Linked DNA regions of Mus musculus: all the other regions are linked to region 1. A link is a loop called in an ENCODE intact Hi-C map of the cell type or tissue named here. Cell type or tissue: left cerebral cortex. All regions are shown on one strand. Region 1 overlaps 9130227L01Rik (RIKEN cDNA 9130227L01 gene). Region 2 overlaps BC055402 (cDNA sequence BC055402). Region 3 overlaps Gm32949 (a long non-coding RNA gene). Region 4 has its middle 230 kb from the start of 1700003I22Rik. Region 5 has its middle 55 kb from the start of BC055402. Region 6 overlaps Gm32949 (a long non-coding RNA gene).

Region 1 (4,000 bases):
ATATATATATATATATATATATATACACACACACACACACATATACACATACATTGCATATTTATTGCTTGGGTGTATTAAGGTTTTCTTCTGAAACAATGTCATTTTTAATAAATATTTAATTTGCCTAAATCACTGGGCTGTTTTGCTTCTTTCTTTCTTTCTTTCTTTCTTTCTTTCTTTCTCACTTTCTCACTTTCTCACTTTCTTTCTTTTCTTTCTTTCCCACCCTCTTCTCCCCTCACTTTTAACATTTAAACTCATAGAATAATTATGGTGCTGAATGTTTTACATATTATTAAAATTATAATTTTTGTTTTAAAGTACACTTGACCATATTTTGTAAGGTGACTAAGTGAATCACAAGCTAACTACCTCTAGTATAGACTTGTGGGGCCTATACACTAATTTTTTAAAGTAGGCGTTTCTGTAGTTCTGACTCCATCAGGGCACCTCCCATGCCTGTTGTGACAGTGAGGACAACAGAGGCAAAGCGATTAGGCCAGACACTAGAACACCACGGAGGGAGACTGACGTGTCGAACAGCGCTTCTTAACTACACTGACTTTCATCACCTACGGAAAACATAGACCTCATAATGTTGTTATGCAATTTAAATATTGGGACATATATATTTATATATGTTATAAAATTTCACAAGGGAAACAAATCACCAAACCATGACCTTGATTTCTTCTTTCTGTAGGAAAAAACACTGTTTGTAAGAAGGGTTGTGAGCATAATCTGTCAATTTAATCACATACATTTATGTATATCTTATGAATGTATCTGAAATTGACTCTAAATGAACATTTTATGATGTTAAATGAAGTTTTCCAAAGATCTGCATTTATTCAAAGATCATGTAAAAAGGCTGTTAATTTAGATAAACATGTTGTGTCCATGCTGAGCACTTATGTAATTCTGGGCTTTAATTTAATAGTTACAAAATCAAATACATTCATAACTTAAACTGCACTATTATTAGTATTCAAAAATCTCTCTAGTAAAACATTTAAAGAGTTTTAGTGAATATTTTGCCCTTCCTTTCCTCTTTCAAATGGAAATTACAGTGACATTTATCAGGACATATGGATTTTAAAAATTGGGTCAAGTGATATGCTATAAAATTTCTACTTCTAATTTATTTTAATATATTTATACACTGCATCATATTGTGCACCAGCACAGAAATACATATCCATGTATCATTTACATTATTATGTAAAAAATTACTGATAGTCATAGCATATATTTTTATGCCTTTTAATGGCTTGTATTTTTATAATTATTAATATTTTAAGTAGATGAAAGTCCTTCCCCCTGCCCGTGAAAATTTTTTTTAATGAAAAAGGGAATAAAATTTCAGCCCAGAGCTCACCTATCTTCATTTTAAGAAACATGTTTGCATTTCCTTTTTATGTTACAGATATCAAATGCAAATCATTTCTGATACTAGATACAGGTGGGTCTCTTTTCCTTGCACGGGTAGCAGCTAATCGTATTTTTACTGATTTTCATGGGTTTTCAAATATTGATATTGATTTCAACCAAAAGATGAAAGCAGTTTATACTAATGAGTTTTCACTATCGTGGGTGATAGGAGATAGTGCTTGAATAAAGGAAAATGCATGCACAAGTTTTTCACTTCTTACTGTTCACAAAAGAAAAAAAAAGTGAAAAGTAAGAATTCATGCTGTGTGCCTGTTTCCTCTTGTCCTTCCTCAGCTGAGGTATCTAACCTTCCTTGGAGGTTCCCTGAGACTCCTCAGACATGCCGCTTCTTTTCCCGGTCCTCTACTTGCGTTCTAAACGTCAGCCTGTAGGGGGCACTCCTGAGCTGCCACAAAAAGACTACTGAACCGCCTGTGTGGGTCTGAGATGTATTTAATATTCATTATGTTATCAAGACATTTCCTCAGCAAAGAATCCACAGTTCATTTTTAAAGCACATGCAGCCACAATTGAGTAAAAAACAGTCTCAGGTATTGAGACAGACATTTGCCTTCCCGGGGAGGCTAATAGAAATTTAGAAAGCTTCTGTCTTGTGTGGGTATGTTTGTACTTTTTGGGATTTCCTTCTTTCTGCCATTCTTTTTTGGAGTTCAGGGTACGTTGCATAATACCCAGAGTTTTATTATCATACCCCCAGTCTTGCTGTCTCTGTCTCACTTCTGGGAAGAACCATAGATAATACATACAATCACGTGGCCCACAACCAAGGTTATAAACAATCGATCTTTAGTGAGAATGAAATATCACCTTTAAGGATGTCTGTGACACTCCACTCCTTTACCCATTTCTTGTTTCTTCCCTCTCCCCAGATCCAGTAGAATCTACTTGGATGGCAGTTCCGAGGACCACTTCATGGTATGGACCCTTCACAGGGCTACACTTCTGAGGTTCCCAACAGCATCTGGTGCACTCGCAATGGCTTTTTATATCAGTTCATAGCTACCCATCAGAGAGATTGTAGAATCATCTAACCTGATGTGTTGTGGGGTAAGTCGATATTCAGAGTTTTGCTTGCCTCCCAGGCGTTTACTCTCTCCTTCTTGGTGGATCACGTCGTTATCGTCCCTTCTGAAAGCAGCCCAAGCAACTCATTCTCTGTTCATCTTAAATTTCGCTCTCCTGTCACAATTTCACTTGCTTTTTTCCACCCGTGTTTCAACCTACCATCTCCCCATTTATTGGTCCATTTTCGAACAGAGTCCCTCCACAAGTTGTATCTGAATGATGTCCCCAAACACCTCCCTTCTCTCCTCCACACTCCAGGATAGTCTCTTGAGATCACCAGTTGACTTCCATGCTTTTAAACCTATGATGAGTCCTTCATCCTCTGTTGTGGGTAGCCCTGGGGCTGTTTGTATCTTGATGCTAATTCTGCTTCCCTAGGAGGGGCTGCCTGGGATAAGGAGTGAATCACATACTCAGGTAACTTCCTGTGAACCTTTCCCTAATGAATATTTCTAGGAATCAATCACTGGGCAAGGGGTAAGCGGGACTTCTGGGTTGAGAGGGTAAGAGGAGGCAGAAAAAGGTCTTGTTTTTGGACGGGAAGACAGGTGGAGGTCAAAGTGTAGGTAGCAGAGACCCCTGGTTCAGGTGGCAGATCCACTGGGATCCGTTACCGGGGGATTTAACTTAGAATGACTTACAAATTAGGAGGTTAGCTGTGGTGCCACTTGTGTTACCTGTTAATTTTGAAATAGTTTTGAAATAGTTTTGAAGAGAGAGAGAGAGAGAGAGAGAGAGAGAGAGAGAGAAAGTAAGTCCCAAGATGAGAACATGAGAACAGGTCGGCCTGCCCGCCAGTGCCTGGCCTGCCCACTGGTGCCCAGCTGGCGGTAGTGGTAGCGTGGGATTGACTTCATATTTCTATTTCATGCTACAGTCCTCATCTCGATACTCAAAAGTAATATCTTCTTTCCTCAATGGATAACTTTCCTTCTTTCTTAAATAGCTCTAAAGTTGCCTTCTGCTAGCCTTGCCCTTTTAAAGGACAAGACATATGTTAAGACTTTGGGGAGCTGGTTTATAGAAGAAAGCAGATTTCTCAACACAAAAGAAAGGATACACTTCAGATCCAGGGCGAACAGTGGGGGATGAGGCCAAGAGGCATCTTCTTATGAAGACCTGATAAGATTGAAGAGGCGCAAACTGAACTGTGGCCTCCAGGATGAAGTGGAGAGCCATTGGCAGGTTCCGAAGAGACAGTGAGCTAGCATCTGACTGCAACTGTATTGGTAGCATGGTGCCCTACAGTGGGGAGAACCAGGGTAATGATAAATCAGAGGAATTATTGATAGGCTTGAAGGACTATCTCATACATCAAGGGTTGGAAGCCAGGCACAGGGTACACATGTGTGATTATGGAAGCCTGAACAACATGGGAGACCTTATGTCCAAAAGTCAGAAAGTAAGTTTGTAAGTAAATAAACAAATAAATACGCTTTAAGAGTAACAGCATATAGTGTTGGAAGGGTGCACCTTCAAA
Region 2 (4,000 bases), 1.2 Mb after region 1:
GTTTCTCAATACCAAACACTGAAATAACAATTTGGATCTCTCCCCAGCCCAGCTTTCTCTGGTTCGTGTCTAGTCCTGAGGCTGTGGATGTCCCTGTATTGTTTTTCTACAGCATGAGATAAAAAACAGTGTTTTAGTTGTTTGATTTTTACTGGGTGATTAGTCTAGGCATGATAAGGGGGAGAGCACGGGGAGCATTATTTTATTTGAAAGCCAGAAGCACATAATGTTTATTAATAAAGAGCCTGGTTTACATAGATTTTATTATTATTGAGCATAAAATGGTTTATATTACAAGCAAGGGTGAAATTACTAACTAATTAGCCTGCGAAGATCATGTTTAATGGAATATATAAATCTAGGGTGTTGCTTTGCCTTTTCCAAACCTTATGGGTCTTACTCATTAAACACACACATATGCAGCCTTAACGCTGGACAGGGGATTGTGAAACACAGCTCAAGGTCAGATGACTAATTGTGCACTTACCTGTGTCCAGAATCGCAGGGCTTTGAATCCCTTAGCTCTGAAGGAAGTCTGACTCACAGCACAGCTGCTACAGCTTGAAGCTGAATCCAAGGACAAATAATAGCAATTGAGGAAAGCAAGAGAAGGTATCTGCTAAATTACCTCCCCTCCCCCCTTCCCTCTCTTCTCCTCCCTCCCCTCTCTTCCTCACTTCCCTTCCCTTCCCCTCCCTCCCTCCCTCCCTTAAGGCCCTTTCTTTCCAGTATCTTGAAGGATCCTGAAGCCTTTGTCAACACACCATGCCCAGATATTTCAGTTAGATTTTGTAACGGCATAATAAAATGTGTCACACACTGCAAGAAACTGTAGGTCACATGAAGCACAGTGTAGGAAGACAGTGGGGACATGTTCTGGAAAGAAAATTAAATCCCCCAAATTTGGAAAAACAGGTAACCCTAAATAATTTCCTTATATTCCCCACCGAATAAAGTAGGGACTGAATATTCGAAGAGGAGTCCAGGCTTCAGCCGAAACAGGGGAGTGGAAGGCACATGACAGGAGACAGGACACTTCACCCTATTCAGAGATGTCACTGCCTGCCTCCAGGTGGCTCTGAGGCCAAGCAGTCTCCTTCCTCTCTACCTCTTCGCAGTTGCTTTCCACAGGGCACTAAAGCTTTAAAGATGTCTACAGTGCACCCCCACCCCCACCTCCACTTCCCTGCCCCAAATCTTGATCATATTAAGCTTAATGTCTACTACCCGACTGTTCAAAAGTTGAGTGACAAATGTGTCATAATTCTAGCTTTTTGTTGTTGTTGTTCAAAATTCAAGTCACCACATAGTGGACTGCTTGCCTGCTCCTGCTCTGGAAGAGTGAATGAAGGGTCCCCAGGTCAGGGGATTTCCTTGCTCGGACAAGAGTTCTTTGATCTGCCCTTTTGGGTGATGACAAGAAGCAAGATGAAAGAGAAACAAAACTCCCAGGTTAGCTCCTCTGATAACCCCAGGCTGCTTTTCAGTTTCTGGGTGACGGACCCAACAGCCCTAAGTGATTACATTACTCACGATGAAGATAACGCTGCCTGCTGCCTTAATGTCCCTGTCATTTCGTTTTATGGGAGTGCTTTTGTTTTAATGTCACAAATCAATGCAAATCTAGACATACCAGGCCATAAGATTTGTATTCAGGAAATCTGTGTTTGAAAGAATCCAGTGTTTGCTCTGGGGGCCCAGTCTCCTTGGACACCAAGGGTGTTTGGCGGCTCTGGGAGAGCGCCTGCTTGGCTCATACTATTTAAAGATGAACACTGCCCCCTGCTGTCCATAAGGCACATTGCTGCCAGACGAACTTGGCTGGAAGGTGAAAATCACCCACCTTTGTATAACAAGGGGATGTGGGTGGGGGGTAATTTTAGTTTTTAAACTTATTTGTCAGTTCAGAAAAATTATGACTACAAAAAATTACTACTGGGAGGCAAGACGATTCGTTTTATTTTACCATTGTTGCTAAGTCGTTTTAATGAACTATCACCAGAGGCAAAAATACATTGAAGTAAAAGGCACAGAGAAGAAAACCTCTCTAGCCTAGAAGCTCCGATGACAAGACACAGGGAAGAGGAAACTCTGAAGAAGGTTTTGAAAGATTTCGGTTTGACTGTAGTTGGGCAAGGCATCCAAAGACAAAACGAATACCTGAGCCAAACTGGAGATTTTAGAGAGCTCCTACAAGCCACCGCGGCACCCATCCAGGGCCTGTCCCCTGCCTTTGCAGCCTGAGTTTCACTGGGAGTTCCCAAGCCAAGGAATCCAAGATGTTCTAAGAGGGTGACATTAGAACAAAAACACTCCCATAAAACAAAATGGCAGGGACATTAAGGCGGCAGGCAGGCAGGCAGGCAGCGTTATCTTCATCATGAATAATGTAATCACCCAGAAACAGAACTCCACAAGGACACCCTACGAGGTACCATCCCACCATCCCCACTTCTATCTGGAAACCAGGCACTCCCAGATCACCGTCCACTCCTGCAAAGGTGATACCTTTAACTGAGCATATAGGAAGCCTCCTTCAACAACTTTGAGAGGAGGTACTTAGTAGATCCTAACAATCACCACTGGAGAACCTCCTGGCAGGGAAGGGAAGGGAGCCAAGCTCTTGACTTTAAAATCCCAGGCATAAACAGGCACACTGAGCCAAAACTCACTCCATGCTGCTGGAAGGCAGGGCTGCTGGCGACAGCTAACATTGGCACATGTCATCAGGTGCCCATTGCTCCAGATTCCGAGGTCATCCAGGACCTGTTCTTTACAACACAGGCTACCTCTAGAGTGACTCACCATCTTGGCTTTTTTTTTTTTTTTTGACACAGCATTTATCTCTTCTTTATAAGCTAGAAAATTCAGAATTATAGAGAATTAACTGTCATATGTTCAAGAAGCCAATGGGTACCCCAGACCCTGCACTCATTCTGCCTGTAAGCCTGTGAATTAATAAACTGCTCTTTGAATTCTCTCCTCCCATCTCCCTCAACTACCAAAACGCTCTCCAAAGTCACACTCAGGGCAGGGAGGGGAGCAAGGGGAGGGAGGGGAAGAAGGGGAGGGAGAGACAGAGCAAGAGAATTGTGCTGAGCAAGCAAAAAATGCCTAGTGAATATACACCCAATTTTTTGCTAAATTCCCTATAGAAGTCATCTGACCAACAACATTTTATATTTTAATCAGAATTGTCTTTGCTTCCCTCCCTTCTCTCTGGGGTGTCAAGGAAATGTCAGCTGTGATCCCAAAACATTGTTGAAAACTTTCATAAACACACACACACACACACAATTCCTGTGTTTGAAATTGAGAGGCTGTGTGCTGTTCTGTTGAACTCTCGCGACAGTCTGTCTACTCCACCTAGAGGGGCAGCCGGGCTCCATCATCCATGCTGTATGTATCGCCCTCTTGGTTAGCTGGCAGGCTTTTGTTACCAGACAGGTTGTTACGGTGCCCTGTGCTTTGGTTCCAATCATCTTTATATAGTAGCACAGCGGGATATATCAATGACAATGTCACTGTCCTCGTTTGTCTTGTCACTCAGGGATTTTATCATCTCATATTATCACAAGGAGAACACAGCAAGAAGCATAACAAGACACAGGAAGAAACCACATCTGCCTCGCCTTTACTGCAGTGCACTGTTATAATGGTCCTTTTTTTTAGTAGTTACTGTTGTCAATCTCTTATGGTGCCTAACTTATAAACTGAGTGTTATTATAAGTATATGCATGTAAGTATTGATATGGCCTCTGAAAATGCAGACCATCCTAGAATGTATCTCCCATGGATAAGCTGCATATCCTGAGTGTTATGTCACAAACATTGATGGGCATGCCTGTGTCTTTCTACACATTTGTGTCTTCTCCATACAATGAATTTCCAGAATTCATTGACTAACCAATAAATTCACAGGCTCTATCTGTTTGTTGGCTGTAATTTACCAAAGTGGTCCCAATTTCCCTTGATAGCTGGCCACTGGCAAACTCGGATT
Region 3 (4,000 bases), 69 kb before region 1:
CGTTAGTGCAGGTGCCAGTGGAGGCCAGAAGCTTCAGATCTCCCTGAAACTGTAGGTGCATTCGGCTGTAAGCTGTCTGACATGGTTGCTGAGAAATGAACTTAGACCCTTCTGCAAGAGCAGTATAAGCACGTAAGCCACGCCATCTTTCCCGTCCCTGGCCTAAAGACTTATAAACGTTCCCAAGGGGTGCCAGGGGGCCAAGTGTGGGAAGCACTGTCTGAGATGTGGAGTGGGGTTAAGACACTGTGGTGGTGAAGCAGGGAACAGAGACGCATGCATGGGCTCTTCTGCAACAGAGGTGTGCACGGCACAGAACCTGTTCTGGCTCAGTTGTTGGTGAAGCCAGGTTGGTTGAGCCCTGCTCTGCTTTCTGCATTGGTCTGGCAGGCACACTGCTCTCATTCACTGCCTTAGGAAACAAGTGCTATTTTGGCTCCTTCCTTCCCAGGGTAAGGTTAAAAAAAAGTTGAAGGTTTGGGCCCAGGCTTTCCAGCCTCACCTGGGCCTTGCTCCCTGCTCCCCTTGTTGAGGTTTCCTCTTTTGGGATCAGTGTCTGTCCACCTTGTTTTCTCTTTTCAATTTTTCTCATTTACCACACCTTATTTGTCACTCATATGTCTCCCTGATTAAAATTTTACAAGCCCAATTAAAAACAAAAACAAAAAATATAAATAAAACAAAAAACCATAACTTTTTCTTTCCTTAATCTTTTTTTTAAAATTTTATTTTAGAAAACCAAATACTTGAATGTCTTTTGTGTATTCTTTTAATCGGGAATTTACAAGTTCTTCCTTTATGGACTCCCATTCCCTCCACTACCCTGTTTCGTGTGCCTTTGTTAGGACTAGCTCACCTAATTATTTCTCCTTCTGTATCCTGATCCCCCAGCCTGGGCACAGCACTGCCAGTCTTCCCTTTCTGGTGGATCGCAAAACACTGCAAAGATCTGTAACTCCCCTGTGTGTTTCCATTACTCCATTTGGTGTTTAACTGTACTGAACATATTGAAAGGTTGAAAGAGACAGTACTATTTTGGTTATTTATCTGTTGCCGAATGCACATGAAAAGATGGAGCCTCCTTTCCAACGCTCAGCAACAGCAGCTAGGGCTTCACGGCTTCAGAGCAGTTACAGGATCGACATTTTGTTACCTTTTACTTGTTTGCATAATGTTAAAAACAAAAAACAAAAACCAAAACCCAAAAAACCCGATAACGGTGGTTTCAGTGAAGAGACATTAAGAGGTAAGAGAAAGAAACCCGAGGATAGGAATGAGTTGCAGGGTCAGAGTAGGAAACAAATTCAGGTGTTACCAGTAGAAGTGAAGGGGCCAAAACCCACAAGAAGCAGAGACCTGCACCAAAACGTGTGTACGGAGAAACAGTTCTTTGGGAAGGGGAAACACTCCAAAAAGATAAGAATGCAATAGCGGCAAAGAGAAACTCGGAGACCGAACAAGAAGCTTTCCACGTAACACAGCTGAATATTCAGAGGGACAGAAACCTCAGAGCTGAGCTGTCGGTTCAAAAAAGCTCAGCATCACACTTACAAATAAATACTTACCTGTTTGAAAAACCTGACTGCAGCTGATTCATTCTCCAAATCAGGAAAGCTCTGCAGTTTCAGGTGGAACACAGCAACTACTGAATTCATGGTACCAGAAGATGGCACCATAGTCAACGTTTGCTGGGAAATGGGCTAAAGGCTTGTGTTTCTAGCCACGACTGTAAGGCTCAGCCCAACAGAATGGACCAGAATGGACTTACACGACGGTGTAGACTTTTGTGTTAAGGCTATCATGTAAATGACAACAAAATATTCCAAACCAGTTTGGAAATCCCGGGACGCGGCACAGGGCAGGTGCTTTGGCTTGGTACACCCTCTCTTTACCTAGAGGCTGTGCGGTTTACTCGCTGTGCAATATCAGCATTTGCGAGATTTTTAGTTCATTTCTTCCCTCACATTGGCAAAATATGTTTCCAGCTGATGGGGGCAAATGGCAGACTAATTGCATGACATTTCTAAGTTTGTATTGTTGGAAATCTATAGATATAATTGTGCTGCTCTTATCTGAGGAGGTTAAAGATCTCCTGTCTGCTGGGAGCCCCACCACGATCCCCAGCTGTGGTAGGATCTATTTATCACTGTCGAGATTGAGACGCAAAGCTGGATTTTTATCTCATTCGGAGTAACTCTGAAGCAAACCACGCTTCCCTGTTGAGATTCTTGTATAGAAATACATCTCTCAATTCGTTCTTTCCAGCTTAGACACATTGAACTGAGCAAGTGAAATCTGAGGAATAATTTCTGGACCTAAAAGAGAAATAATGGAGAAAATGTGACACAAACCCTTTCTTTTCTTTTGGCTATGTTCATGTTCTGGGTGCCAGGAGAAAATAGGGGTGAGGTCAGGGTCAGAAAAAAAGAAGAGCACAAAAGACATCATGTTTTTGGTTAATTTAACTTCATATTGAATACTATATTAAGTCAAATTCCCCATTCAGTACAATTCTAAAGATAGATTCTTTTAAAAAATTCACAAACAATATATTTGAAAACAACTTTTAAAAATTACCTAGTAATTAAAGAATATGGATACATCTTTTCAAGGCTTTGGACAAAATTATCAAAAATTGCATTTGGTATCTTTCGAAACAAGTCCAGGTAAGCGTCCCGAATTTCTTGACACAGGCAGGTTCCTTTCATCGAGTCCATTCATGACTCAGGCTTCCCCCAAGGAAAGCCTTGGTACTGTGGGTTAATCATTATTTCAGCAGTGTTTCCTATGCATCTTTCCCATCCCAATGCTGCGGCTCCTGATTCAGCTCTCCCGGGTTCTGTGACAACAGATGCATCGTGAGGCTGCTGCCTACCCGCTGCCCACAAAATGTCCTCTTTATAAACTACTATATTATTTATGAATCAGAAAAGTTTCAAAGAAGGGCCCCATCCGACGACTGCTCACTGATGAATTTACAGCAGAGACTTTTACTCTCATTTTATGAGCTTCTTGGAGAGAAGGGTTAGTGTCTCAGAGTCTGGATCTGTCCCCTGGTTAATATATCTATTTCTCAGCACCATGTACTCACAAGACCTTGTCATACAGACTGCAGTGACCACCCTCAAGAAACAGGTAATAGTGTATACGTGGCACTTGAGAAAAAACAGTAGATTGATAAAAAAAAAAAAAAGAGGGTTTATAAACATTGTGTTCCTGTGCCAGATATTACAAGATCAAATGTGCTTCACTTCACTTTAACTTACTTTCATTAATCTTCTTGGAAAAAAGAAATTTTCTTCTTCTTCTTCTTCTTCTTCTTCTTCTTCTTCTTCTTCTTCTTCTTCTTCTTCTTCTTCTTCAACAACCCAGTAAGTAAAAGGCATGAATGGGAATCTCTTGCAATTGAATTTGACACTTAGGATTGTTGGTTTGAAAGTCAGGTAGGAATAACTGTGGGAAAAAGAATGGCATGCAACTCTACATATTTAAATGTGTTTGATCCCTCTTCTTCGTTCCTCAGATTATTTCCATATTCTAAATAGAAGCAGCTTTCTGGATGTGTGCAGTAGACACAAAGGTAGCTCGCACTGCTGGGCTTTAAGTAGATGTACGAAAAGACAAGACTAAAATCAAACAAAGCAAAAGTTCGCACTAAAACAAGTCTTAAAAAAGGAGCCTTGTTGCGCCTCTTCTGCCACAGAGCCACATGCACTGTGATGGCTGTACCACCATCAAGGGCTCTGACAAGAAACACAGAAAGTGTCATCCACCACAGGTGTTGGGGAGGGGGCTGAAAATGAGTGTGTGTGTGTGTGTGTGTGTGTAGGGAGGGGGAGAGGGAGAGGGAGAGGGAGAGGGAGAGGGAGAGGGAGAGGGAGAGGGAGAGGGAGAGGGAGAGGGAGAGGGACTGGTGGGGGGGGGGAGTGGTGCTTTCGCAATCCTGCCATCAGAAATGTAACATTGCTTGTGAACTAGGTAAACCCTGCACTGTCCCATC
Region 4 (4,000 bases), 280 kb after region 1:
ACATACATACATATATAGCATCTAAACACATTTACATGTCTATATAATTTTAAACAAGTATAAAGTGGTAAAATCATTATATGTCTTCTATTATACTGGAAGCAGATTATGATTAATAATAATGTATTTTACATTCCAAAATAGCCAGAGAAGGACTTGTATATGTCTACATATGTCAATACATAAAACATTTCTGAATCTTAAAATTATATCTGAGGAATATAGCATACAATTGAAAGAGTGAAATATATAAAACCATAAGTTAATGGAACTTGAGAAAAAGATTAACCATTATATTTCATGTGAATTCTAATTCAATTTAAATTATTCTTCAAAATAATCAATACTTTTCTGCAGTGAGCAGAATTATTAACATATTCTTACTGAACTGGCCTCTAAAATAGGTCAACTGTTATCAGTTATTACTCATTAAAATATTAATACATCTTTAAGATAAGAGCTAATAATTAAGTGAGACTACAATATAAAGTTTGGGAATGCTTTAAGGGAAAGACCACAGTGTTATGTGCTATGAGAGATAAAAGCAGAAGGGTCAGTTTGCTTAAAGATGCAGGGTTATCTTCATTATTGTCTGTTTATTCCATAAAACTGAATTGTGTAGGAAAAGAAGGTTATAAGTCAGAGGTTCTGTTGGAACCAATTTAGTTTTGCTTTGGGGGCTTAGCAAACTTGGATGTTCTGATCTTGGATAGTGCTGGTAGCCCCTAAAGAGGCTGTTTCCTTCTATTACTAAGGTCCCCGAGACAAACAAGGCTCACTGATGAGATCCTGAAGCCGCAGGCATACGTGTCCTTATTGGATTTTATTAAAAACAAAAATGATTATCATGTTTATTTTAAAAGCATGTCTACATTTTCTATAAAGACCTAGGAATGAGCCTACTTTTGCCTGAGCACAGGCTGATGGTGTGGAGACCTGGGGTTCAGACTGTAACATTGCTGCTGGGAATGGGTCTCAGAAGCGAGTCATGGACTGTGAAACAGAGCAAGGTACTACTGTGTGAACTGACAAAGAAAAAGCAGTGTAGGGTAAAAACATTGACATGTTCAGTTAAAAATAATCCTTCAAAAGGCCAAAGTTAACAGTTAAAACTGTTTTTTTAATCTAGAAATTGGCAAAAGATTTATCTAAAATGTTTATATTTTTGCCACCCCATAAATCAAAATTAGTTTTCCATTAAAAAAGTTGGATCAGAGATGACAATCTTCTTGCCAATTTTTAGCTAAATGCAAATGGAAACATCTGAGATTTTAAACTGAAAACTGAAGTTTATAGATACATAGTAAAACTACTGCCTGCGAGTGTTATATTGTGAGATACGAATAGCATATGCAGTGGTGAATTAACAGTCATTTCAGATACAGAAAACAATTAATTTTCTTTTAGGAAGTCCATAATCCCAACCCCAAAACCTATGTTGGTTTTAATGCCTGGGCCCTTTAATGTTGACAGGGACAGTTTGTATCGTCTGTTTATTCTTCGAGTTTCACTGAAACTCCTTCAGGGTCCATAGACAAAGCCATTTCCTTCTGATCTGCCCTCCTATCACCTTGCCATCTTACTGTTGTACTTGGGAATGTATATTTTATTCTAAGGTAAATAATTGGTAAATAGGTTGACTATAGTCAAGGCATGTGACATGATGGTTTGATAGACATGACACTGTAAACTTCAAATTCATTAATCCATCTTTCACTATCAATAATACATTGGCTGCCTAGCACTGGTTCATTACAGACAATGAAGTTACTACCTTATCGGTGTTCATCTTTTAGGTCTAAAGTTACACAAGGGAGTGCATATGACTTGCCAATTATCATTTCACCCTTAGAACATGTCTAATGTCCAATATACAGCAACTTTTCAGACATTTTTTGAATGAATGGACTCTGATTGCTACAGAGTAATTTCTTTATTTTTCATAGTGCAACCACTCAATTACTAAGTGCTCTATTCATTCTAAATCTCAAACTTTTATGTGTCTTTAGTATCCCACACTTGTACATTGTGATCTGTTCTCTCACTACAGTGTTGCCACGCTGTTGACGTTCCCACTGCTTTTTAGTCTCCTCCCAGTCCATGAGCATTACTCCATCTCTATGAGCCAAGAACTGCTACATGGGTCTCTGGTTGTCACCTCCCATTATACTTCTTCTTCCACCCACTGCCCTCGAGACAGTGTCAACATTTCTGAACGAGGGAGAGAACCTTGCCCTTTCCACAGCAGTTTTGAGATGAGGGTTCCAAGTGAAGTGGAAGGAAACAAAGTTACCACAAAGGTTTTATTTCTATAGATGCTCTGTGTGGTTAAAGTGAAATCACGGTAAATCAGAGCTCACCAAGATTCCTCATGTCTGCAGAAGCTAGAAATCACCCTCATATAATATGGTCTTATGGCTTTAAAAGAATATCCTGTCAGTTCAAAAAGCTAAGTTTGCAAATGCAACCTGTACTCTGGTGAACAGCTATTAGCAGAGGAAAGACTTAGGAAATAGATCACCAAGTGCTGGTGTCTCAGTGGCCAAGCCATACTGCTGAGATGGAAAGTCTAGGAACATAAAGTGTATCACAAGAGTAAAACAACATCAAAGTCTGCTTCCTTCTTCCCGGGGACTTACATATAAAGCAAAAGACAACTTTGCCATGAGTTTAGTGACAAAGTCCACTGTAGAAAAGACTAATTCTTTAGGCTGTAGAGATGTCTCAGGCATTAAATGCTAGGCTTACAACCAAAATTATATATATATATATATATACATATGACTCATTCTTCATAGTGAGTTGCATTTGTCCATGTAAGTCCACTGGGGTAAAAGTGGCAAAGCTTGAGCAAATAAGCTAATTCCCATCATGGCGACAAGGTCTTATTAAACCTTGAGATATGTTAAAGTATGCAGTAGTAGGTTCATAATAAATTCATTAAGCAAATATATATCCTTAAAATTTAGAGGAGAAGACAGGCGGTTAAAGACTAATACATTTTAAAAGGACCGATGGTATCTAGCCAGCTTCTCCCTTGTCACAAACTCTTTGAATGACGAGGGGAACTGACTGCCAAATGTGTTTTAAAGAGTCATTTGAAATGAAGAAACAATTCAGACGCAAACAAAATACAAAAAGAAGAAAGGGGCACTTCAATTTTATGTTTTCTTGCTTTATTTTTAAGACTAAAAGTAAAATCATTATTTTCAAAAATATGACCAATGTTACATTTATATAGGCTAAAAACTCGCATGTTTAACTGTACACTCTGAAGGAATGTTGCCTATTTTATTCATAGACTTTAAATTAGCAGGAGAGCAAATTATGGGATTTTATCATTAATTGTACTAAAAAGGTACTTCCTCATAGATTCAGATATTCGCCTACATCTCTGGAAGGCATTAGCCCTCCCATAAATGCACAGGTGATAGCAATAAACTACTAGGAAAGCAATGTTATCATATATTTAAATTCAAAAATTGCATATATCATATGTGTATTGAAATATAAACCTTCCCTTGCAAAGGTACATTCACACACATGCAAGCTTTTGAAAAGCAAACACACTACAACACACATAGTTATGATGAAACTTTCTTTTCTAGTCTTACCTATGTGTCCCTCAAGAGCTGTCCTCTTCCCCACAAGAAAGGGAGAACTATTCTTAAAGGCAAACCAGAGAATGTTTTTAAGAGGACAGAGTTTTATTTACGAAGGCAGAAGTAGTTCTAATGCGATAGAATATATTTGCAGGCCTGCTTATTGCTTCAGTGCAGAGCGATAAGCAGCCATGGCCAGGGGAAAGGGGGTTATTAATGTGTTTGATGTGCAGGACCAAAGTCTGTCATAGCCAATTTGAAATGTGGTGCCTCTTTAAAACATAACCAAAGAGCTGGTCTACAATTCCCAATCTGCCTCGGCATATACAAATCATATATGCTGACAAATGATAAAGGGAATTGGAAAGGTTGAGAGGATGAAGTCAATAATAGATTTA
Region 5 (4,000 bases), 1.3 Mb after region 1:
ACCTAGGAAACCAGTACATTGATGGCATGAATACTCCTCCCCCGGGGCATCTGATCCTTGCCGTAGCTACCAGGGAATTCTTGTGAAGTGTGAGATCCAGGGCATCAGGCTATGTTGTCAATTGCATGGTCCTAATACTCCTGGTTGCTAATGATGAGCCCCACTTTCCACAGTCCCCAGACTTTCCCTCTGCCCAGCCAAAGAAAGTGTTTAAGTTAAGAAGCTGCTCTGAGTGCCTCTCAGAGTTACTAGCCTATGAAAATGAACTCACTGAACACTCACGGAATCCTGAGGCTGTAAATGGAATAGATGTGTGTAAGGACAGTGTGCACTTCAGAAGTTAAATAAAAGGCATACAGACAAGGGAAGAGAGGCCAGGCATGGTGGAACCTATCACCTAACCTGTTTGCTCATAGGGGACATTTCAGGGGAAATGGCCTTGCCATCGTTTACAGGAGCAGTCACTGACTCAGCACATTAGGAAGGACAGACTGAGCCAGACGCTGGTCATGTGACTTACAAGCAGTTTATCAAGGGGACCCCTGAATTTCCCTGACCTCAGCTGCTGCATCTGCAGGGTGATAACCACACCTGCCTTGGAGGCATGCTGCCAGGACTCAGGGGGTGTGTGTGTCATGTACTCATTGTGCACACAGGTCAGACCCAGCTCTGTTACACCTGAAGCTTGTACAACTCTGAGCATAAACTGTAAGGCAAACTGCCCTAAACTTTGCTTGAAAATGAGCTTAGGAGTAAATCATGAGAAATTACACTTTTTTGGAATTTATTAATTTGTGTGTGAGTAGATAGACACCTGTGTGAGATGTGTGTCCCAGGTAATGAGGATTGGCAGCCAGTGACTTACTTCAAGCAATCACACTTAAAACCTGAGAATGGTACCAGGGCTTAAATTGTCTTTCAAAATAATGAAACTGATCTCTTCGTCCCTTTCTGCATGTGTTTTTCAGTGACACGCTTGAGTTGCACTTCCCAGGGCTATCCTTTCCTACTTTCCCGTTGTCATTTTAAGAGACTGCAAAGCTCGTTCATCTTTCCTTCTAGACAGTCAGGAGGGAGACACCTGCTCTTGGTTGGTCAGTGTTGTTCCTTTTCTTTTCGTGAGATAGGGTCTCACTATAGCCCTGGCTGGTCTTGAACTCACAGATAGTTGCCTGGCTCTTGCTCCTGAGTGCCTGGACTAGCTGTTAGTGTTTGGGATGCAAAACTAAAGCACAGCTTCCCACCCTTGTTGCTTGTCCTCGCTGGTTTTCCCAGAGACAGGTTTGCCAAAACCAGAAGTTCTGGTAAATTCTACTCCACACGATCATCATGGTGAACTGAATAATGCTGAATATGCCTCTGTATTTGTAACTGTGAGCCCATAGCAGCTCAGATGTTCTGTAGTTCAGGCTCCCGATGGAGTGGGGACAGACAGCTAAGAGATCCACCCTTTACTTACAGACTCATGCTTCTGAACTAAAAATTCCACAAACCAGCCCTGACTTCATCTGTCTTTAGTCTTGATCCTTCTCCCTGTCTTGCCCAATTCTAGTGCATTTGTGAAGCGTTTCAACTCTGCTTTGAGCATCTCACCTCTGGGGGAGCTATGGAGAATTCCTGGAATCCATTTTGTTTTTAACTAGAAGAGCTGGTAAGAACTTAACTCCATGTGGAAGAGACTCTGAGCTGCATAACTATACCCTACTGGTCGTAATTACAGTCAGCAGAGCTTCCCCTTATATGTCTCCTAAAATGTTCAGCGACATTCCAAGAGCCACGTGCACCACCAGTAGAGCCCAGTTCAATGGAAACTGAGTTGTTTTCCTTTAAGGCCTTCCGGGTCTCATGACAGGAACACCAGAGTATTGAGCCACATACAGGTGCAGGACACAGGTGGTATACTGGTTACAAACCCAAGATGCTGGCCTTGGCTGTTGCCATACCAAAGCCATAAAACAAAAGAAAACAAAAAGAGGTAGGAAAAGACAGTGGGCGGTTTCAACCATCTGTGCCCAGAACATCTTTCTTTAGCAGACTTTACAAAAGTATACAGTTGTGTGCATAGACAGCCTGTGAACACGGCACCCTACAGGGTTTTTGTGTAAGTAAAGGCACCTGTGGCTTACATGTCCTTATCCTAAATGGTTACTCTGCTCCCACTGAAAGACAGTACATGTTCAGTAAACACTTGGAAATGACGTTTTATCCTCAGGGACCTTACAGTCTAGCCAGCAAAACAAACAAGAGTAGGTCAACAAACCCCTGCCACAATTCAGCATGTCAGAGCCCAAATCTGTAATTGCGCAGAATGTGGGGAGGTGAATTCAAACCAAACTAAGTGACTAAGTATCTGCAGGGTGAGCCAGCCAGGAGTCTGGGCTACAGATCCAGATCAGCCCTGGTCGTAACTGCAGTTTTGGCCCCACCTGGTGGTGGTTTTACTCCGTGATTTAGACACTGCTGAGGAACTTCGGAGTCCTGGGGCTGACTTGGTTTTTCAGAGTGGCGGGACTGATTTCAGATTTTTTTCCAATTAAGTTTATTAGTCAACTCGGCGGAAGTTCAGTTGGGCGGCACCTGGTGCTGTGGGCTTGTCCTTTGCGTCCCTCGTTGAGAAAACAGGGCTGTGCTCGGGCCTGCACAGGATGCACAGACAGTCCAAGGAGGGGGGTCACAAAACTGGATGCCAACACATCTCCCAGGTACAGAAAGGACTACTTGGGCAATGCCTCAGAGTGCAACCGCCTCAGGAAGGACAGATCCAGAGGGGACTTCTGAAGAAATTCTCAGCATCTAGGAGTGTGGTCCTCCTATAAAACTGCTAAAGGAGGAACAGGCTAACTCACTAAACATACACAGAGATTTTAACTGCATCACAGGACACCAGAGGCAAAGGCTGACCAGATGAAGGAGAAGGAATCTGGAGTCCTAGCTTAGGTTCAAGAGCATTGCCTAGGGTTAAGACTGAGTTATGACCTTGCATAACAGGAGATATGACAGGAGAGAGTTAACACTGATTCAACAGAATTGGGGAACTTGGGGTCATCTACGTCAGGGGACGTGTTGAGAAAAACCATATGATATAATATCAGCAGAGTCTTGGTTGACATTCCACAAGTCAGATTAAATAGTGATGCCAAAACATGCACACAAGGCTTCTTGTATCTCTTATCTGGGTATTTACCTTCGTCACATTCTTGCAAAATATTAGGGTAGACATTATGAAGGAAAATGAACATGAATCTAAACATATATAGAGAACAGCATTCATCACTTTCCAGAAACCCTTTGTGTTTACTAGAGATGATAGTTTTATGTAACCATGTGCCATTGCTGGACCACGCCAACCCCACTTTTTCTAAAGCAGTTAGCCTTCAAGGACATTTTAGTGCCTATGAGGTCAGAAAACTAACTGGCTGCAGATGTGTCTATGCAGTGAAATGATAGGGACCTAGCACAGTTAATAAACATCACCTGCCCAGCCGAGGAAGAGGGCTAGGAAAGAACGACAAGTAAGTATTATAGGACTAAGAGAACATTCATTCTTCAAAAGGGAGAAGTTTGCATCTTGAGCCACAAGCTGCTATGCAAAAAGAAAAAGGAAAGGGAAGGAACGAGAAGGGAAGGGAAGGGAAGGGAAGGGAAGGGAAGGGAAGGGAAGGGAAGGGAAGGGAAGGGAAGGGAAGGGAAGGGAAGGGAAGGGAAGGGAAGGGAAGGAAAGGAAAGGAAAGGAAAGGAAAGGAAAGGAAAGGAAAGGAAAGGAAAGGAAAGGAAAGGAAAGGAAAGGAAAGGAAAGGAAAGGAAAGGGATGCACTGACAAACTCTCTATGGTTTTTATTACATTATCCATTCTTATTCCCCAACAACTCTCTAAATGGAAACAAAACTATAAATGTCAAAGAGAATATATAATCTGTTAATACAAAAACCACAAGCTAAGCGAGTAAAGTACAAATGAGAAGAAAATGAGTTAGTATCAACACCGAGCCCTTGGTTGCAT
Region 6 (4,000 bases), 55 kb before region 1:
CAGCTACCAGTTATAGGTGTGGTTTAGAACTTCCTCCTCTCCAGGTCTTGTTGTTCCCACTGGAAAAGTTGGTTCCCTAAACACTCAAGTCTAGACTCTTGTCAGTTTGTGCTTTGTCATCGGGTATTTTCCGATGCAATACAATTAAATGAGAAAATCCAGGACACTGGTTAACTATTACTGTTTATAACTCTCCATTACAACACTGTGTGTTTGGGGATGATAGCTGGGCTTTGTAGAAACTGTGTGACTTCAGGTAAGCGTGCAGGATTACCTGGTGATACCCAGTCTTAATATCTGCAGGACGTTGAGCACGTGACTTAATTTTCTAAAGTGCAAAGAAGACTGCTTTATGTTTAAGGAACAGAAGCTCTATGGAGATTGGGTACAGCCAAGTATTCTTAGCTAAAATATATTATTTAAATGTGAAGCATTATTACGAAGAAAAGGAATAAAGGCCATGAGTTATGTTATGATTAAATTTGCTTTTAAACTCTTGAACCTGAAAGGCAGAATAAGCCCACACTTATATATCATTTTGCAGACTGTAGCTGTCCATCTCAAAAGTGATTTTTGGATGGATTTTTATTAAATAGATGAATAAATGTCATGAAAATATTTCCAACTTGCTTTATTCTTCCTGGACCAGTAGATACAAATTTCTGTGACTCAAGGCATGCAGAGAACTAATTTAGAAATGTCCTCAAACAGCAGTGAGTTTAAGTTCTAATGCACTAATGCACTGATAACATTCTAGATGTGTGTGTGTGTGTGTGTGTGTGTGTGTGTGTGTGTGCGTGCTATGTATCCACATGCACATGCTCGTGCTTTTCAGTACTGTTCTGTGTTGACCGAAGGTTGGCACTGACTGTCCTTTAGCACAATCCCCCATAGTTATTGACACAAGTCTTTCACTGAACCTGGAGCTCACTGATTCTACTGGCCAGAGAACATCTGGGAGTTTTTTTTGTCTTTACTTCCCTCGTGCTGGGAACACAACCTTGCAGCACTAAACCCAGATTTGTATGTAGGTATTGGTAAGCAGGTCTCGGGAGCTCCTCTCGGTTGAACAGCAAGCACTTTATAGATTGAGCCCTAGTTTGGAAATCTATAATGTTAACATATTTCAAAAAACATTTCCCACCCCCTTGTTATTTCCTTGTGCTGAATTTTTATTTTGGTTTGTGTTTTAGCTATGTTGAACCTTGCCTGTCTAGATGCATCTTTTTAGGAACCAATAACTTCTCCACTATTATCATATAACTCTTGGTTCTACCATACAATACTGTAACTGCCTGTTTAATAGTTGACACCTCAGAAGAGGAAGTAAGCTTTGGCACGAATTTGTGTTATGGGACGGCAAGGAGCTCAGTGGGGGAGGTGCTCACCAGAAAAGCAGGATGACACATTGATCTTAGAATCCACATAGGGTGGAGGAAAGAGCCAAACCTGCAAAGGTTTTCTCTGACTTCCACACACATTGCATGTGTCCATACATGTATCACTCACATACATAGTAATGATAATAAATAAAAGAGTTTGAATTTGTTACTTTCACATTTATTCTGGAATTTAGAATATAGTTGTTATTCAATAATTATCTATTAATTAGAGTAAAACTAAGTTAAAATTTAGATTTGCCATTGCTAAGCACAGTGCATGCAATAACTTGTTGAGTTTACTTAAATTCAGTTTAGTTGACACATATGTCTTATGTCCACATTAATATGAAGAATGAAAAAATGAGTATTGTGCTCGCTTACCCTCTGCCTTTAATACATTTTTTATTTTATAGCTAAGAAACGATGAAATAAACTTCCATTTAAACCTTCTTTCCATGCGCCTTCCTTTTACATGATTTTGGTATTATATAGCACTGTGCAATAGATGCATACTTACTGTTAAGAGTGGCTTCTATTAATCATGTGTGTAATTTAACTTATTTTGTGTTTATTTCTGCGTGTGTGTGTGCGTGTCTGTGTGTGGGTATGTGTATGTGTGAGTGCAGTACCCACAGAGTCCAGAAGAGGGCATCAGATCCTTGAGAGTTATTAGCAGAATTAGAGGAATTTGTTAGTGTCCCAATGAGGCAAGAACTGAATTTAGGTCCTTAGAAGAAGAACAAGGAATCTTAACATCTGAGCTGTTTCTGTGCCTCTTTTTGTATTAGGGCAAGATGCTTGCTCTAGAGTGCAAATCCTTCTTATCGCAAAACACACTGTGAAAGGCAGCAGGCAAGATGCTTGTTCTGGAATGAATGCAAACCCTTCTTATCCTAGAGCACATTGTGACTAAAAGCTTACTATTAGTAAAGGAAATGTGCTTTGATTTATCATCCTATAGGATGTGTTTCCTGTACATGGGACACAAGCACTTTGTAGCTCGGACACCAGTAGTGACACTGGCTGAGACAGAATCCATTACCTGTGCAACCACACGAAACACATACTCAGAATGTATGTGGGGAGAAGAGTTACCCCTCTTCATCTTTAATGTATCTGAAAAGTCTATTCTACAAATTTAATTTGAGAACCACTGCTCTAAATAAATAGCAAAATGTCTTCAGAGCATTTTCAAGACATAGGATAAAACCTGTTTTTTCTTCTAATTTTCTAGAAAAAAAATGTGAAACTATACATTTCACAGGTTCCCACTAAAGTGAGAGATCTAGTAATAGTTTTGAAGTGAACATAAATGCTCCTGTAGTTTAGGTTGTATTTTCCAGGTTTGTAATGTCGCACTACCAAATGCAAACAGCAGAAGCCTGCAGATGTATACATTAACTTAGAGCGCTTTTTTAAATGTTAGGGGAAATTTCCTGTGCTCTCTCACACCCTCACCAAGTCCAAATAAGACCCACACTTCCTAATTAACCTAAGAAAAGCAGCACAGGTGTCGAAATGAGGCTTAGGAAAGCTGCGATTGCGCAGACCAAGGAGCTTTCTGTGAGGTTGCGATAAAGTTTTACTACAAAAAGCAAAATCTCTCTGATAGTTGAGTTTTCTTGGCTCCTGATGGTGGGTAGTGTTTGGTAAGAGACTATGGAAATGGACTATGATAGTTCTCAAGTGTGGGGACACTGTGAAGACAGCCCTGTGGCCCGAGAGTCCAGATATAAAGGGTTAACTGTGGTGGGAGGTACATGGATTGCATCGTTATTGCTGGTCAGCCATGAGCATATGGAGAAACACCAGATGAGGAAACTGTTCCTTGGTCAGGAAGGCTTGGGAGTTTGGGTAGGAAGACAGGACACTGAGTGGCTTTGGTTCACAGTGGTTTGCTAAGGAGTTAGGAAGCTGGAGCTATCACTGTTTGCTAATGATCTATTTCTTCTGAAGAGTAGAATGTAGTGATTTTGATTGATCACACTTATGATGTAGTGATTTTGATTGATCAAACCAGAGCTCATCAGTAATTGATCCCTTGGAACTGCCTAGCCTAGGCTTCTTGCCACGTGGTGAGAATTAGCCAATCACTATGAGTATAAGTGGCATGCCCCTCCAGGCTGACGCATAAAGGGGTAGTGGTGACATTGCTATGTGACCTTCTGCTTCATAAACTTAAAGGAGCTTTGGCTGAGAAGATGAATCTACAAAACCAAAGGCATCTAGGGTCTTGGCAGGCCAGTGTAGAGAAGACACTTCTCTGCAGTGTTACTTGAACTTAGGTCCAAACAAGGAAAAGCATGAATGGTGTTAAGCCATGGAGGTTTGGGGGACTCTTTGTTGCTACTGCATAGCATGGTTGAACTTATTAGTAAAATAATTTACTAACACAAGCTTGACTATCTTGAGTTATAATAACCGAGATTGAGTTATAATAACCAAGTTCCAATAACTCATGTGGTAAAAGTCTGGCTGGGTCAGGAAAGATGAATTATTTCTTTGTAACCACTTATTAGTTTGCCCAGCCACTCAGCAAAATAAGGAGTATGGATTATATGTCAATGCTGTTCCATGATAGTGGAGGTGTGGCTTTGTGGTTTGTAGCATATTTGTGT

The links. Hi-C counts contacts between places; a loop is a spot of excess contacts. Peaks named below come from ENCODE experiments on the same cell type or tissue, not always from the same donor. Only the 100,000 strongest peaks of a DNase experiment are listed, where the experiment ranks them.
Region 2: it touches region 1 in a loop (6-fold over the local background); 17 of 42 quality-filtered maps call a loop at or near these places.
Region 3: it touches region 1 in a loop (8-fold over the local background); 6 of 42 quality-filtered maps call a loop at or near these places.
Region 4: it touches region 1 in a loop (7-fold over the local background); 5 of 42 quality-filtered maps call a loop at or near these places.
Region 5: it touches region 1 in a loop (8-fold over the local background); 2 of 42 quality-filtered maps call a loop at or near these places.
Region 6: a loop joins it to region 1, with 3 times the contacts of the local background. A loop is called at or near these places in 6 of 42 quality-filtered maps.

The regions. Positions count from the first base shown.
Region 1 is chr1:55,958,661-55,962,660 of GRCm38, forward strand. It overlaps 9130227L01Rik (RIKEN cDNA 9130227L01 gene), which reads left to right. Exons shown (of 6, transcript NR_045837.1): 5 at 2,325-2,502. Among named protein-coding and RNA genes, the nearest start is that of 9130227L01Rik, 29 kb to the left of the region's middle. In left cerebral cortex, a CTCF peak has its summit at 1,824 (motif pointing right); DNase peaks (open chromatin) are centred at 477 and 1,837; H3K27ac peaks cover 1,297 bases.
Region 2 is chr1:57,204,042-57,208,041 of GRCm38, forward strand. It overlaps BC055402 (cDNA sequence BC055402), which reads right to left. Exons shown (of 7, transcript NR_037990.1): 5 at 2,673-2,858; 6 at 488-567. Among named protein-coding and RNA genes, the nearest start is that of BC055402, 9.0 kb to the right of the region's middle. In left cerebral cortex, a CTCF peak has its summit at 1,806 (motif pointing left); DNase peaks (open chromatin) are centred at 1,762 and 2,175; H3K4me3 peaks cover 193 bases.
Region 3 is chr1:55,889,257-55,893,256 of GRCm38, forward strand. The region is part of intron 1 of Gm32949 (a long non-coding RNA gene); the gene reads left to right. Among named protein-coding and RNA genes, the nearest start is that of Gm32949, 2.6 kb to the left of the region's middle. In left cerebral cortex, a CTCF peak has its summit at 1,668 (motif pointing right); DNase peaks (open chromatin) are centred at 181, 974, 1,674, 2,879 and 1 more place; H3K4me3 peaks cover 2,740 bases; H3K27ac peaks cover 3,874 bases.
Region 4 is chr1:56,243,446-56,247,445 of GRCm38, forward strand. No RefSeq gene overlaps it. Among named protein-coding and RNA genes, the nearest start is that of 1700003I22Rik, 230 kb to the left of the region's middle. In left cerebral cortex, no CTCF peak of the experiment used is centred here; DNase peaks (open chromatin) are centred at 875, 1,443, 2,168 and 2,510; H3K27ac peaks cover 3,112 bases.
Region 5 is chr1:57,267,504-57,271,503 of GRCm38, forward strand. No RefSeq gene overlaps it. Among named protein-coding and RNA genes, the nearest start is that of BC055402, 55 kb to the left of the region's middle. In left cerebral cortex, CTCF peaks have their summits at 1,671 and 2,425 (motif pointing left); DNase peaks (open chromatin) are centred at 2,035 and 2,410.
Region 6 is chr1:55,903,421-55,907,420 of GRCm38, forward strand. The region is part of intron 1 of Gm32949 (a long non-coding RNA gene); the gene reads left to right. Among named protein-coding and RNA genes, the nearest start is that of Gm32949, 17 kb to the left of the region's middle. In left cerebral cortex, a CTCF peak has its summit at 2,031 (motif pointing right); no DNase peak of the experiment used is centred here.